5 separate regions of the Homo sapiens genome follow, and regions 2, 3, 4 and 5 are each linked to region 1. A link is a contact called in ENCODE Hi-C or POLR2A ChIA-PET data. All regions are on one chromosome and are shown on one strand. Each heading gives the region's core, a stretch centred on a gene start or an enhancer-like site at or near the end of the contact. The rest is flanking DNA. Distances are from core to core; before and after follow the strand shown.

What was found. Hi-C counts contacts between places; a loop is a spot of excess contacts on that map. ChIA-PET counts read pairs that join two places held with the same protein, here RNA polymerase II (POLR2A). Pooled maps may share reads with other maps.
Region 2: a loop to region 1 is called in a map of endothelial cell of umbilical vein, with 6 times the contacts of the local background. The contact joins two enhancer-like sites. A Hi-C loop is called at or near these places in 8 of 168 maps with a recorded cell type or tissue (A673, CD4-positive, alpha-beta memory T cell, GM12878 and 5 more), 14 of 37 single-sample maps with no recorded cell type and 13 of 50 pooled maps. POLR2A ChIA-PET finds 5 or more read pairs at or near these places in 2 of 52 experiments (AG04450 and Panc1).
Region 3: a loop to region 1 is called in a map of heart left ventricle, with 4 times the contacts of the local background. The contact joins two enhancer-like sites. A Hi-C loop is called at or near these places in 11 of 168 maps with a recorded cell type or tissue (A673, CD4-positive, alpha-beta T cell, CD4-positive, alpha-beta memory T cell and 7 more), 17 of 37 single-sample maps with no recorded cell type and 19 of 50 pooled maps.
Region 4: a loop to region 1 is called in a map of mammary epithelial cell, with 4 times the contacts of the local background. The contact joins the promoter of CCNB2 here to the enhancer-like site in region 1. A Hi-C loop is called at or near these places in 3 of 168 maps with a recorded cell type or tissue (Calu3, MCF 10A and mammary epithelial cell), 2 of 37 single-sample maps with no recorded cell type and 6 of 50 pooled maps.
Region 5: a map of K562 shows a loop between it and region 1 (2.7-fold over the local background). The contact joins two enhancer-like sites. A Hi-C loop is called at or near these places in 1 of 168 maps with a recorded cell type or tissue (K562). POLR2A ChIA-PET finds 5 or more read pairs at or near these places in 1 of 52 experiments (HCT116).

What each region holds. Positions count from the first base shown.
Region 1 is chr15:58,228,273-58,230,972 of GRCh38, forward strand. The region is part of intron 1 of LOC124903499 (a long non-coding RNA gene); the gene reads left to right. Among named protein-coding and RNA genes, the nearest start is that of AQP9, 91 kb to the left of the region's middle. Within about 2 kb of position 1,384, at least 3 of the 41 ENCODE cell types and tissues checked have a DNase peak (open chromatin) inside an H3K27ac peak, as active enhancers do; they include mammary epithelial cell, where a contact is called at or near this core.
Region 2 is chr15:58,878,650-58,881,349 of GRCh38, forward strand. SLTM (SAFB like transcription modulator) reads right to left here. Exons shown (of 21, transcript NM_024755.4): 21 at 401-1,458. The coding sequence ends at 1,350. Among named protein-coding and RNA genes, the nearest start is that of SLTM, 54 kb to the right of the region's middle. RefSeq lists an enhancer at 1,880-1,969. Within about 2 kb of position 1,367, at least 2 of the 41 ENCODE cell types and tissues checked have a DNase peak (open chromatin) inside an H3K27ac peak, as active enhancers do.
Region 3 is chr15:58,950,386-58,953,085 of GRCh38, forward strand. No RefSeq gene overlaps it. Among named protein-coding and RNA genes, the nearest start is that of SLTM, 18 kb to the left of the region's middle. Within about 2 kb of position 1,451, at least 2 of the 41 ENCODE cell types and tissues checked have a DNase peak (open chromatin) inside an H3K27ac peak, as active enhancers do.
Region 4 is chr15:59,103,817-59,106,516 of GRCh38, forward strand. CCNB2 (cyclin B2) reads left to right here and starts at 1,330. Exons shown (of 9, transcript NM_004701.4): 1 at 1,330-1,476. The coding sequence starts at 1,453. RefSeq lists an enhancer at 853-1,142.
Region 5 is chr15:59,149,027-59,151,726 of GRCh38, forward strand. The region is part of intron 26 of MYO1E (myosin IE); the gene reads right to left. Among named protein-coding and RNA genes, the nearest start is that of MIR2116, 21 kb to the right of the region's middle. Within about 2 kb of position 1,330, at least 3 of the 41 ENCODE cell types and tissues checked have a DNase peak (open chromatin) inside an H3K27ac peak, as active enhancers do.

The DNA.
Region 1 (2,700 bases), core at 134-2,633:
TTCAAGCTCTGACCTCTTAGTCTCTCCTTCTCTCAGCCAGTATAAGAAATAGCGGTGAAGGGAATTGGAAGGATAGTGGTGGTGAAGGCTATGGAGGGAGACCGACTGTCCCAGTTTACCCAACACTGCCCCAGTGTTAGCACTGAAAGTCCCACACCCAGGGGCACCCCTACTCCCAAGCAGACCAAAAGAAAAATATAGGCTTTCATTTCAGACTTGCTGCTCTAAGACCTTCATCTCTTCCCAATAGAAAAAAGCCAAATACTCCCCTATCTGATGAACCCCTCGAATCTCATGTATAAAAACCCTCCTTCGGTGTGAGTCTTTGCTGTGAGGTTAAGATTGTGCTTTGTATTTTAGGTGGAGGCAGGTATGATGTGTAGTAGATACACAAATGTATAGAGGCTGGTGAAGTTGCAGCGGGGAGCAGGTAGACCAGCTGTTTCAGGTAAACAGACAGGTCCTCAAGGAAGTCCCTCAGTTTATCATGCCAACCTCTTTGGACACCTTGAGGCCTCTGATGAGGCTGCTGGTGGCAGGGAAGCAGGAGAGAATCTGCTCCAGCTGACACAGGATGTGACTCTGGAACAGAGGCTGGAGGCTCCTGGAAGGGATATATTTAGCCCAGCTCTGTTAATAGCTGACCCCTTGGATTGCCTCAGGAATGTAGCAGGCAGAGTTCTTCATGGTGAAATAAGACGTACAGGCTTACAACTTGAAAAGAAAACTCTTCAAGGAATGACCTTACAAAGAATGACTCCACAGGGACCAGATGAAAATGTTAATGTTATTTTGTGCATTGCTTTCCTGAGCACTTTATATCCATTATATTCATTTCCTGTATTCTTTCATGTAATTGGTACAACCATAATTTAGCTTTTCTTCAGGGCAAGAGTTCTTTGTCAAGTTCATGTTCTCGGGCAGAGTCCTAACAAATCCTGCAGGTATACTACACCTGGTACCTGCCGACGCCTATTGAGGAGGAAAGCCACAGGATGTGGTAACATTCTCAAAAACAGAGATCTAGTTAGAATTACCTCCAAATCCTGCAAAGAATGAAACGGAGATGCTGACCATGGGAGCAATGTCCCACTGGGATGGCAGGGAGATCTCACGTGGTGCCTACCAGGGAGGGGGGTGGGGGGCGGAGTTGGGGGCGGGGGGAGCACGGGAGTTCCGAGTGCTGAAGACTGCAATGGGAACAGACAAGGAACAAGGCGACACAATGGCACAAACAATGCTAGAACAAGACATTTATTTATTGAATCTGAAGCAGGAGAACTGAAGACAGCTGAGAAATATGGTTGAGTTCCTAACTCGACAATGAATAAGCAGACTGTAATTTACAATTGCATGGGTGTTAGGCTGCCATGTGTTATGTAAATAGCTGTGGGTCCCTTTAAGAACAGAAATCCAGTGAGGACAAGGCCCTTTTGTGATACAGACTGGCTCTCCTGACTCAGACCTATCTTGTTTTGCAGGGAATAAAAGGAAGCCCACTTGGATAGAGCTGCCAGATAAACTAGAGGACACCCAGTTAAGTTTAAATGTCAGGTAAACAACAAACAAAATATATTTTTAATATAAGTGGGTCCCAAATATTGCATAGGACCTACTTATACTAAACATGTTATGTGTTGTTTATCTGAAATTCAAATTTAACTGGGCATCCTATTTGCCAAATCTGTAACCCTACACCTGGGATCAAAAAGGAAAAGATAATGAGAGGGGAAGGGAAGCATTGCCATTAAGGCAAAGGAACAGGCACTTGGAGCAACATCAGAAATGCCCAAGAATAGAGGAGAAGCTCAAACAGTCAGAGAGCGTAGGGGCATGGAGAAGAAATGCTGGCCTCAGTAGCAAAAGCTCCCAAGAACCCCTCCAAATAGCTTCAAAGTTTTTCAGCTCACCTTGTTCCTGTTTGAGTGAATGGCCAGGTATTGAAAATTATTTTATTGGCCTTGTTGGGGCATATAACATTCTTTTTTAAATAGTAGAAGGCTGGACTTTCAAACTTAACTGGGCATTCCTGGCAAAATTCGTCTGATTAAAGACCCACTCAAATGAAGTCAAAGTGGGCTGGCTGGTGGGCTGGGAGAGGGTAGAGAGGTGGAGTTATAAATCCAGAAGGATGAAGAGAACAGGAGGGGATGTAGAAAGCAGACCCTGATGGAATTCTGGAAGTGGGAGAGCAGATAGGTGGAAAGGAGACCACCACTCTCCAAGGAGAGCCTACCGAGCTGGCAGGGACTTGAGCTCAGAGGGGCCAGGCACCCAGATGAAAGGAGAGTGGCATTTATCTTGAGGTCCTTGTGCTAAAGAGTAGAAACCAGCAGCCCCCACTCCCTTCACCAGTGGCCGACTGTGAGTCCCTTGGTGAGGAGACTAGAGAGTTGTTCTCTGCAGAAACTGGAAGGTAGAGAGGCTTCAGTCTTGGGAACTCCAGGTATAGCAGAGCACAGAAGCAAGTCAGGTGGGCTGAAAACATTAGGAGCGATGGGATTGAACACGGGCAACTTCCTCTGCCCTGAACACACACTGAAGGCTCCAGCCCAGCCCCAGGCAGGGGAGAGGAAGGTTCCTCCCCAGAGAAAGGGAATGGCTGCAGAGAAGGAGCTGGAACTCCAGCTATAGCAGAGCACAGAAGCAAATCGGATGAGCTGAAAGAGTAGGAGCGATGGGATGGAACACAGGCAACTT
Region 2 (2,700 bases), core at 117-2,616, 650 kb after region 1:
GCCCCACGGCACTCAGAAGTGTGAGCCATCTCATGGGCATGACCGTATTGAGCATAGAGAGTGCTGAATTTACCAAAATCTAGACCATTTGGATTTTTCTTCACTGATTTATATAAAGGGATGTGGGAAGCTTTTTTGAAAGAGCAGCATTTACCTTGAAGGGCTTTCCTAAAAGAGATGCCTTTAAAAAAGCCATAGGATTAGTGGTTAAGTCTCTAACATGTGAACAGCATGTGCTGCCCAGCTACTGAGGTGAAGAGTCTAAGCTAGATTTATTTCTGAAGAACAAAGACCAAAAGAATGCCTTTATAGCTCTATATCTAGTCAGTCACCTTGGGCTGAACTACAGAAAGAACTGGACGACTAACACCTAAAACGCTGAAAACAAAGACACATACACTTCCAGGTGTGGATTTTTATTTTCACAAAAAGACAACAATGTCTTCCCCACATACAAGTATTTACAAAACCCAACTGATTCACCCATCTAGAACCTGGGTTTTTTTCCACTTCTCAACATAGTTGGGAACATGGAAACATTAATACCCACACAATTCCCAGAGATGGAATTTATCCATCAAACAAACAGTGCAGATTACCTAAAAGTGCACTTACCTGCACAACTCGGTCTAAGAACCTTGTGAAACAAACCTCATGGCCAAGGTTTCATGAATCTATTTGGTTTCATACCATGCAAACCTGAACAAGTGTGCTGCTACACTAAACTGAAAATCGGTTCTCATTTTACAATTAAAAAGGTTCTCAACACTTTAGCAACTATACAGAATATGAAGGTTTATTTCAAAAAAGATTACATTTTTTTAAACCAGGATACACAGATGCACTTAATGTAACAGTACCTTCTGCAAAAATAGGTTACATAATACTCAGAAATGCAATGAACAATCTTATTCTCTAAAAATTAGACAGCTAAGACTTCTTAAGTGTAGACAGCCTTCAAAATGGAGGCTGAAAATGCTTGGTAAAAAGAAGTAACTCTAGAGCCAGACACCACAGAGCTAAGGCTGCAAATTAAACCACTACCACACAGCTGCAAACTACTCTTTATATTCACACAGCGTTAAACAAAACGACTTCAATTCCATCTTTTCAAATGTGCCTCGGTGCTGCAAGAAAAAAAGTTGAATGATACACAAAACTATTAAAAGTTACAACAGAACTATTTAAACATCTTCTCCAAAATTGAGAAAAGCAATCATGTTAAATTTTTAAAAAGAAAAGTCTGACAGAACTCTCAAGCAAGTCAGAGGTCCTCTTCATAAGTAGTCAAGTAAAGTTTACAGGAGATTTCAATAAATTATCTTAAAACCTTGGCAGAGAGCTCATTTTCAGAATCGTCGCGGAGGTCCACCCTTAAATGGCTTAAATCCGGAGCCACTTCCTCTTGGCATGGAATTGCCACTGATTTGTACAATTCTATTAATTGGGGATGCGTTACTGAAAAAGGTTTAAAAGAAAAAAACATCAGAGAACAAAGAACAAATCATCACTGCAAATACCAGGCACTGTTCTTGGTACTTTATCCAAAATAAATCATTTACTCTTTTCAACAGTCCCGTGAGGTCTGAACCATTGCTAACCCCACTTTACTGAAGAAACAGATCTGGAGGTTGAGGAACTCTTCCAAGGTCACAGAGCTAATAAAATGGTGAAGCAGAGATTTGAACTTGGGCAATCTCACTTTGAAGCCCCATTACTTCAGAAGCCAGTTGTGGATCTGCACGTGGACTACAGCAGCAGATCTCTTAAGTGTGGACCCCAAACCAGCAGCAGCAGCACCAGCTGGGTGCCTGTTAGAAATGCAAATTCTCACCCCCATCTCAGACCACAGAGAAAGAAACTGAGGGTGGGACTCCCAGCAACCTGTGCTTTTCTTTGTTTGTTCTTTTAAATATATATATTTTTAGACAGGGCCTCACTCACTTCACCGAGGCTGGAGTGCAGTGGCACATTCATGGCTCACTGCAGCAGCCTTGACTTCCTGGGCTCAGGTGATTCTCCCACTTCAGCCAGCCACCAGAGTAGCTAGGACTACAGGCAAGTGCCGCCATGCTCAGCTAATTTTTTTTATTTTTCTTAGAGACAGGGTTGCGCCATGTTGGCCAGGCTGGTCTTGAACTCCTGGGCTCAAAAGATCTGCCAGCCTTGGCCTCCCAAAGTACTGAAATTACAGGCAGGAGCCACCACGCCCGGCCAACCTGTGTTTTAACAAGCCCTCCAGGTGATTCTGTTGTTTGCTAAAGCTTGTGAACTAAATTATAGAAGTCATTTAAGAATATTTCTGGAATCTTTATGTGTAATGCAACAGAGCAGATGTTAGTAACACAAAAAAGCAGACCCCCTCCCCCGACAAAAAACCTTTAACAGGCCGGGCGCAGTGGCTCACGCCTGTAATCCCAGCACTTTGGGAGGCCGAGGCGGGCGGATCAAGGAGAATTGCCTGAACCCGGGAGGCAGAGGTTGCAGTGAGCTGAGATCATGCCAATGCACCCCAGCCTGGGTGTCACAGCGAGACTCCATCTCAAAAAAGAAAAAACTTTAACAAACCAGGAGATAAAAATCTACAGTGAAGGCCGGGTGTGGTGGTTCACACCTATAATACCAGCACTTCGGGAGGCTGAAGCTGGAGGATCACCTGAGGAACAGGAGTTTGAGACCAGCCTGGCCAACAAAGTGAAA
Region 3 (2,700 bases), core at 201-2,700, 720 kb after region 1:
TTTTCCTATTCCTGTCTTTCCTTTTACAGTTAAACTTTCCAAACGAGGTGCCTACTTTTTTTTTTTTTTTCGAGACAGGGTTTTTCTGTGCTGCCCAGCTGGAGTGCAGTGGCAGGATCAGGGCTCACTGCAACTTCCACCTCCCTGGCTCAAGCAATCCTCCTGCCTCAGCACCCCACCCCCCACCGATAGCTGGGACTACAGACACATGCCACTACACCCGTTTAATTTTTGTATTTTTTGTAGAGACGGGGTTTCACCATGTTGCCCAGGCTGGTCTTGACCTTCTGAGCTCAAGCCATCCGCCTGCCTCGGCTTCCCAAAGTGCTGAGATTATAGGAATGAGCCACTGCGCCCCACTGATATATTTTCTTAAGCATAACATTTTAAATAATAAACATACAAGGCCATTTTCTAGACAAAGCATTAAATATTTAAGATCTAAATCTTAAATTTTAAGATTTTTAATTAATTATCTCCAAACTTACTCTAAGCCGTTTGATGGTTATAAAGTCACACAACAATGGATGCGGAGATTTGTCATCTCAAGGGAGCAGAGATTTCTAGGTTGAAGAATATATGATAGAATAGTTACTTACTGCCACAGGTTCAAACTGGGATGTGGAACCTGAAGGCTACGTGCTCCCAGGATGATTCTACCTGATGCCCAGAAGGGAAGACTGTCCTTTCTTATTATTGGTATTGAATAGGTAACTCTAAGTCAACAGATTTTAGCTGAGATTTTTAATCAGCTGTCTTCTTTTTTTTGGTCTAATTCTGCTACAACTCTATTGCCATTTTAGTAATGGTATATTATTTTTAAATATTTTAATTTAAAACATAAAAATGTTCACCAATCTTTTGATGTATGATTGAACTAGTCTGGACGGAAGGGCTTGTCTAGGCTAGGTTCAAAGATTGGTGAGAATGATCACGTAAGTGATTCCTTATTCACGACCGAACCTGTACGAAAGCAGTGAACAAAATATTTACACGACCAAAGATATGAATAAATGTGGTTCCCCAAAGCCTACCTTTATTCTTCATGGTGGTACACCCAAAGGCCGACAGTCTGAGATGCCCTTGGAAATGAAAAATCTGCTAGGTCAGGAGTGCTAGAGCAGTAGGCTAGCTGCCTTTTATATCATTTAAAGCTGGAGCGAGGCAAGTGAGGCAACCACAGCCCTGCTTAAGAGTCTACCCTATTATTATATGAGGAAATCCCTATGGTGCCATAATTTAATACTCTGGATTACAGTTCATATGGCTTCAACAAGCCTATTTGAAGTTTCAGAGCGTCAGACCCAGCCATGGGTTTTCAAAGGAGAAAAGCCTTTTCTTTGAATTTTGGAACTCATATTTCTGGGGCTTCAGGAATATTTAATTAAATTACATAATTAGAGTAACGTATAACATGTACGACTGGAAAAACAGGTTTTGGAGCAAATCCATATGACTAATAGCAAGCAGGATACAGCCCAACTTCTGGCAGCAGAAGTACATGATTATGCTGGAAAATAGCCTACTAGTTGAAAGTGTTCAGTATGTCATGACTTTAGCCTATTTTACAAAGGGAATAGTGAGAATGTAGCTTACTACCATGCATTAAGTAAAAGGATGCAGGTCAAGAACATTTCTACTCTATGTAGGCATGTAAACAATATGAATTTGTTCTGTGTTAGAGTTTGGGAGGATCCCTCCATCTGTTCATATTTTTGTAATTACTTTGTAGAGCTGCCACATCCTTAAGGAGAAGTTCCTCAATTGTTATGCATTCTCCATTAATAACTTTAAGTGGACACTCGTGGCACAGATAATGCTATATGTTCACTTTTCTCTTCCTGGGTGCCTAGGCAGTTAGGTTGCAACCTTTCTAGAAGTTTGGCTGGTGAGCTGTGGGTGGAACTGATATTAGCCATTTTCAGGCCCTGGCCCTTAAAAACTTCTTGGGCTGGCTAGGTGCAGTGGCTCACACCTGTAATCACAGCATTTGGGGAAGCTGAGATGAGAGGATTGCTTGACTCCAGGACTCTGAGAACAATCTGGGCAACAATGAGACCCTGTCTCTACAAAAATAAAAAATTAGCTTGGTATAGAGGCACTATAGTCCCAGCTACTTGAGGCCAAGGCAAGAGGATTCCTTGAGCCTGGGAGGTGGAGACTGCAGTGAGCTGTGATTGTGCCATTGCACTCCAGTCTGGGTGACAGAGTGAGACCCTGTCTCAAAATCAAAACAAAAATGAAACCAAAAAAACTTCTTGGGCAACCTTCCTGTCTTATCTTTACTCCTGTTACCTTAGAGGCTTCATGATTTGGATGGTATAGCTACAGCATGGTGGAAGTCTTCCCGAACCACGAGAAGTGTCACAGGACTGAGAAATAAACTTTTGTGATATAAAGTCACTACAATTTGGAGGTTTGTCATTTGTGGCAGATAGTGTTGATTACTCTGAAAAATACAGTAACATACAGCATAATGTGAAAGGGAAATAAAAACTCAGAACCCCAATTCACTAGGCCAAAGGGAGAACAAATTAAGCTGAAAGCTGAGTCATGCAAGAAGCTGCCTTTCCTTTTGTTCATAAGCAGAGAGCTACAGATGAAAGACTCAGCATCTCCACTGGTAGCTACTCTATGTTCACCTTATCTTATGTGAAGTGCCAATTTACTGAGCATGAGACCAGTACATAATTGACCCTT
Region 4 (2,700 bases), core at 80-2,579, 880 kb after region 1:
GTTGCCCAGGCTGGAGTACTGTGGCACAATCATGGCTCACTGCAGCCTCAGACTCATGGGATCAAGGGATCCTCCTGCCCCAACACACGGCCCCCCGCCCCCCGCCCCCCGCCCCCCTCCCAGTACCTGGGACTACAGGTGCTCACCACTACACCCGGCTAATATTTGTATTTTTGTAGAGACGGGGTTTTGCCATGTTGCCCAGGCTGGTCTTGAACACCTGGGCTCAAATGATCTGCCCAACAGGCCTCCCAAAGTGCTGGGATTACAGGTGTGAGCCACTGCGCCCGGCCTTTTTTTCTGACTTTTTAATGATGGCCATTCTTGCAGGAGTAAGGTGGTATCTCCTTGTGGTATTAACTTGCATTTCTTCGATGATCAGTGATGTTGAGCATTTTTTCATGTATTTGTTGGCCATTTGAATATCTTTTGAGAAATATCTATTCATGTCCTTTGCCCATTTTTTGATGGCATTATTTTCTTTCTTGCTGATTTGAGTTCCTTCTAGATTCTGGACACTAGGCCTTTTTCCGATGCATAGTTTGCAAATATTTTCTCTTAATCTGTGGTTGTCTATTATTTCTTTTGATGTGCAGAAGCTTTTTAGTTTAATTAGGTCCCATTTATGTATTTTTGTTTTTGTTGCATTTGCTTTTGGGGTCTTAGACATGAATTCTTTGCTTGGGCTGATTATTAGACGAACATTTATTGAGCACCAACCATATACGACAAACGATGTACTAGGTGTTGGGAATACAATGGAGAACTTACATGAATCACCAGTCACACAAATCTCTTTTATCTTTTTTTTTTTTTTTTTGCCTTACTTGAGAATTTGGGTTTTTGAGTAAACGCCATTATTCTCTCTTTTTTTAAGCACACTTTTGCATCTCAACCACCTAACACACTGCATCCCTGAGCAACCCGGAGGGGCCGGTTCCTGCACCCAGGCCAACACAACTTAAACCCCAACACACCAGAAGAGGAATAAAGGCCAACCAACTTCCGCCCACCCACTACAAACGTCGAGAGAAATTCGTAGATGAGGCCTTGTCAAAATTCAGAGGCGTCCTACGTCTGCTTTCCCAATGAGACAGTTCCTTTTTGTTTGTCTCAGAGACTGGGGTTTTTTTTTTTTTAAAAGACTGTAGGCAGAAAAAACACCCCAACCGGCTGTTGTGACAATCAAACGTGTCTAAGAAAATTCAGCCAATGAGAGTGCGAGAGTGCATCTTGTGTTGGCCAATGAGAACAGCGACCCGTGCGCAGGGCCGCCCAATGGGGCGCAAGCGACGCGGTATTTGAATCCTGGAACAAGGCTACAGCGTCGAAGATCCCCAGCGCTGCGGGCTCGGAGAGCAGTCCTAACGGCGCCTCGTACGCTAGTGTCCTCCCTTTTCAGTCCGCGTCCCTCCCTGGGCCGGGCTGGCACTCTTGCCTTCCCCGTCCCTCATGGCGCTGCTCCGACGCCCGACGGTGAGTGTGCCCGGGGACCGCTCTCAGAGGCGAGTCCGTCGGCCCCACAGCTCCCCTGTCGCTTCTCTCATCTGCTCCGAGCTTCTCCGTCCCAACCGGGGCTGCTTTTCTCTTCTCCGGAGCTCACTGCTTCGCCCGCGTCCCTGGCCCTGCGGCCGGTCCTCTCCGGCCCGCCTTTCCCCGTCTGGATTCCGCCCTCCCCTAACCCCTCCCTGCCCCGGGGTGGGAGAAGTGTAGGAAAGCGCTTCCGAGATGGCGCCTGTCAAGTGAGCCCCCAGAGCACTAGGCCTAGTACTCAGCGAGCGATCCCCGAGTGCTCTTCATTGCTAGAGAGTTATCTACTTCCACGTTCCTGGGATTTCCCTCCCCCTTTCTTACAACTCCTTGCCAACTAAGGGACCTGTGATGGCGGCTGGGAGGAGGACTGGAAGGGTTCTGTAGGCAGTAAAGTGTACGGCGTGTTTCATCAGGCAACTGCCAGGCTGTTTTTCAGATTGTTCACATTTCTTTTTGTATGAGTTTCCCATTTATTTCGGCACGCTAAGTCTTCCATGCTACGTTCACTAATAAATGGGTTTGTCCCCTTAAAAAATTAATTTCTTTACTCAAATGTAACAGAGGTTTTTGAATATAATTTGGACCAATGTGGCAGACTGAGAGAAAAGGGTCCAAATTCATTTATTTCATCCTTGCAGAGATCAAAGTGTTATGGTGTTTTGGGTATTTTTCCTGTGGGCTTGAATTGTACCGGGACCTACTTTTTTCCTTTGCCGAAAGCTAGAGGGCCCTGACACACCTGAGTTCCATCATCTTGGCTATAAGGTTAGATAAAAGCTGCCAATTTTCCTATCCAGATGAATTTAAATTGAGTCACATTACCAGGCTTCTACCCATAAGCATTACATTTTCAAACACTTTTTCAGATTGGCAGTTGCTGCTGGAAGAAATTGAAGTGTGACTTTTGAGAATCCTAATAGATTGAATACATTTAGCATTTAATTAATATCCTTTTGTGGATCTAAGTCCAACTGACAAGTAATTTTTTATAATAATGTATTCTATAACGTTATTTAATAGTCAAAACCTTTCTGTTCAGGGAAGGCTTGAGTTTCCCTGGCCCCTCTCTCTGCCTGGTAGATCCACTCAAACCCCTTGTTGGGAGTTTTATTAGAGTCGGGACCCTGAACTCTCAGGGATAGGACATGCTGGTTTTTTGCTTTTTTC
Region 5 (2,700 bases), core at 80-2,579, 920 kb after region 1:
GTGGATGAACTGTTTTTTTTTTTTTGTTTTTTTTTTTTTTTTTTTTTTGAGACAGAGTCTTGCTCTGTCGCCCAGGCTGGAGTGCAGTGGCCCAATCTCAGCTCACTGCAAGCTCTGCCTCCTGGGTTCACGCCATTCTCCCGCCTCAGCCTCCTGATTAGCTGGGACTACAGGCACCCACCACCATACCCAGCTAATTGTTTGTGTTTTTAGTGGAGACGGGGTTTCACCGTGTTAATCAGGATGGTCTTGATCTCCTGACCTCGTGATCCACCCACCTCGGCCTCCCAAAGTGCTGGGATTACAGGCGTGAGCCACCGCGCCCGGCCTGGATGAACTGTTAATAGGATTCTTGCCTAACCTCTTCCCTTTCCTTGAGAAACAGGAAAGATCTTTGACCTGAATTAAGACTTCTCAAAAGCTATGCTAATCGATGGCAAGATCCTGATTCCCACGCAGATCTCTCAGTGTTTCCTGGAGAATGATAATGATAGCTACCATGTGCACCAATACTGCAATGAAAGGGTAAAGAATCCAGTTGGGATGGTAATTAATTTAGTGAAATCTTCATGCTCTCTTCAGAACAACTGATTGAACCTAAAATAAACTGATAAAGACTTGCCTGAATTAACTTGAGGTGCTAATTACATCATTTGATTTTATCCATATTACATGATCCAAAATAAATTACAGAAAAAGTGCACTGAGGGATGAGAGAGAGGAAGGAAAGATAAACTCAGAATGTGAAAGCCAGGAAAGAAAGACCATAGTAATCCTACTTTTATAGATTGGTAAAGTCAAGGTGACTGTTTAGAACTTTGATGTATAGGAATTTTCATGTTTATGGAAAAAGTACAAACTTGGGATCCTAAAATTCCCTGCATGCTTCAACAGCCTCCTGTGGAATAAATGCAATTCATGTTTTCTTGGCAAATAGGAGAAGCTGTTAAATTTAGGTAACCATGGGGATCCATAAAATGCCACATCCAAAGTCTCTGGCCACATTAGATACTTTTAATTTTCACCTTTACATGTTTTAGAAAATAAATACTAAGAAAAGGCTGAGCCTTTTGCCCAAGGTACTATTTTGTAAGGAATGTTTGCACAGCAGATTTAAGGTTACAAAGAGGAGGCTGGCTAAGACACAGTGTGCCTACTAATTGTGTTTTACATACAAGGAAATCTTAATGCCTAGCAGACAGGTGTGAAGGTGTCCTCTCCTTCCGGCCTCATGGCCTGCCTCCAAGACAGCACCACGTGTACCCAGTCTTTAGGCTGGAGGGTGGCAAAGGGTGCCATAAGACTTAAATAGGGAACCACATGGCAGAGGGCTGGAAGGGAGCAGCCTTGGTTAAGACACAGTGTTCCTAAATTGCCTACTTTTGGCTGACAGATGCTCCCAGCTGGCTGATGTGCAAGTTTGCAACTTGCAAAGTAGGCTGGAAAGATGGTTTTGCTTGCCAAAACCAAAGTAAGTAGGCAGCTAGCACACAGAGCTAAGAGATTTGGTGCATTCTGTTGACTGCTTTTAATACCCTGCCTACTTTGAGGCATCAAACTGGGCCTAGGTGGGATTGTGACTTAGTGATGCTCACCCACCTGAAAGGTGTAGGTCTGGGTTAGAGAGCAAAAATCCCATAAACCTAACAGCACCCTTGCAATTCACCTTCACATGGAGGCTTCCCTGGCTTTATCAATCAGACTACAGGTGCCTTCAGACCAGTGGTTTTCAAAATGTGGTCCCTGGATCAGAGCATCACCTGGGAACGTGGTACAAATGCAAATTCTTAGGCCCTACCCCAGACCTACAGAATCAGAAACGCGGAAAGTGGGCCAGCAAGCTTTCCAGCGGATTCTACTGCACACTAGAGTTTGAGAACTACTGGTTTAGACCAAGCCAATCACGTGAACCACGGTCATGAGAGCTGGTGGGATATAGCTACTTACCCAAGACTGGGGGGTAGTGGAAGGGAAGAGGAGAGGGACACACACACACACACACACACACACACACACACACACACGCGCGCGCGCGCACGTGCACTTAGAGAGAGGTCTACATAAGGGCGGCATCCACTCTACTGATGGCTGTCTGTGTGATAAAACTAAGGTGCTTTCAGCTGGGCGCGGTGGCTCACGCCTGTAATCCCAGCTACTATGGGAGGACAAGGCAGGCAGATGACGAGGTCAAGAGATCGAGACCATCCTGGCCAACATGGTGAAACCCCATCTCTACAAAAAAAAACCAAAAAAATTAGCTGGGTGTGGTGGCACGCACCTGTAGTCCCAGCTACTCAGGAGGTTGACGCAGGACAGTCACTTGAACCCAGGACATGGAGGTTGCAGTGAGCTGAGATTGCACCACTGCACTCCAGCCTGGCAACAGAACAAGACTCCATCTCAAACAAACAAAAAACCCCCCCCAAAAAAACCAACTAAGGTGCTTTCATATTTGTAGCCCAAATGAAGTGAGATAAGACTTGCCAGGGCAAAAGGAATGCTGCTAGGAGAGAACATGGTAAAGCTCTTAAGAGCTCTGTGGTCTTTAGAAGGAAGCTGCCAAGGCAGGAAAAACATCAAATAATAGGGCATAAAGATGAATGAGGCCAGGCACAGTGGCTCACGCCTGTAATCCCAGCACTTTGGGAGGCCAAGGCGGGTGGATTACTTGAGGTCAGGAGTTTGAGACCAGCCTGGCCA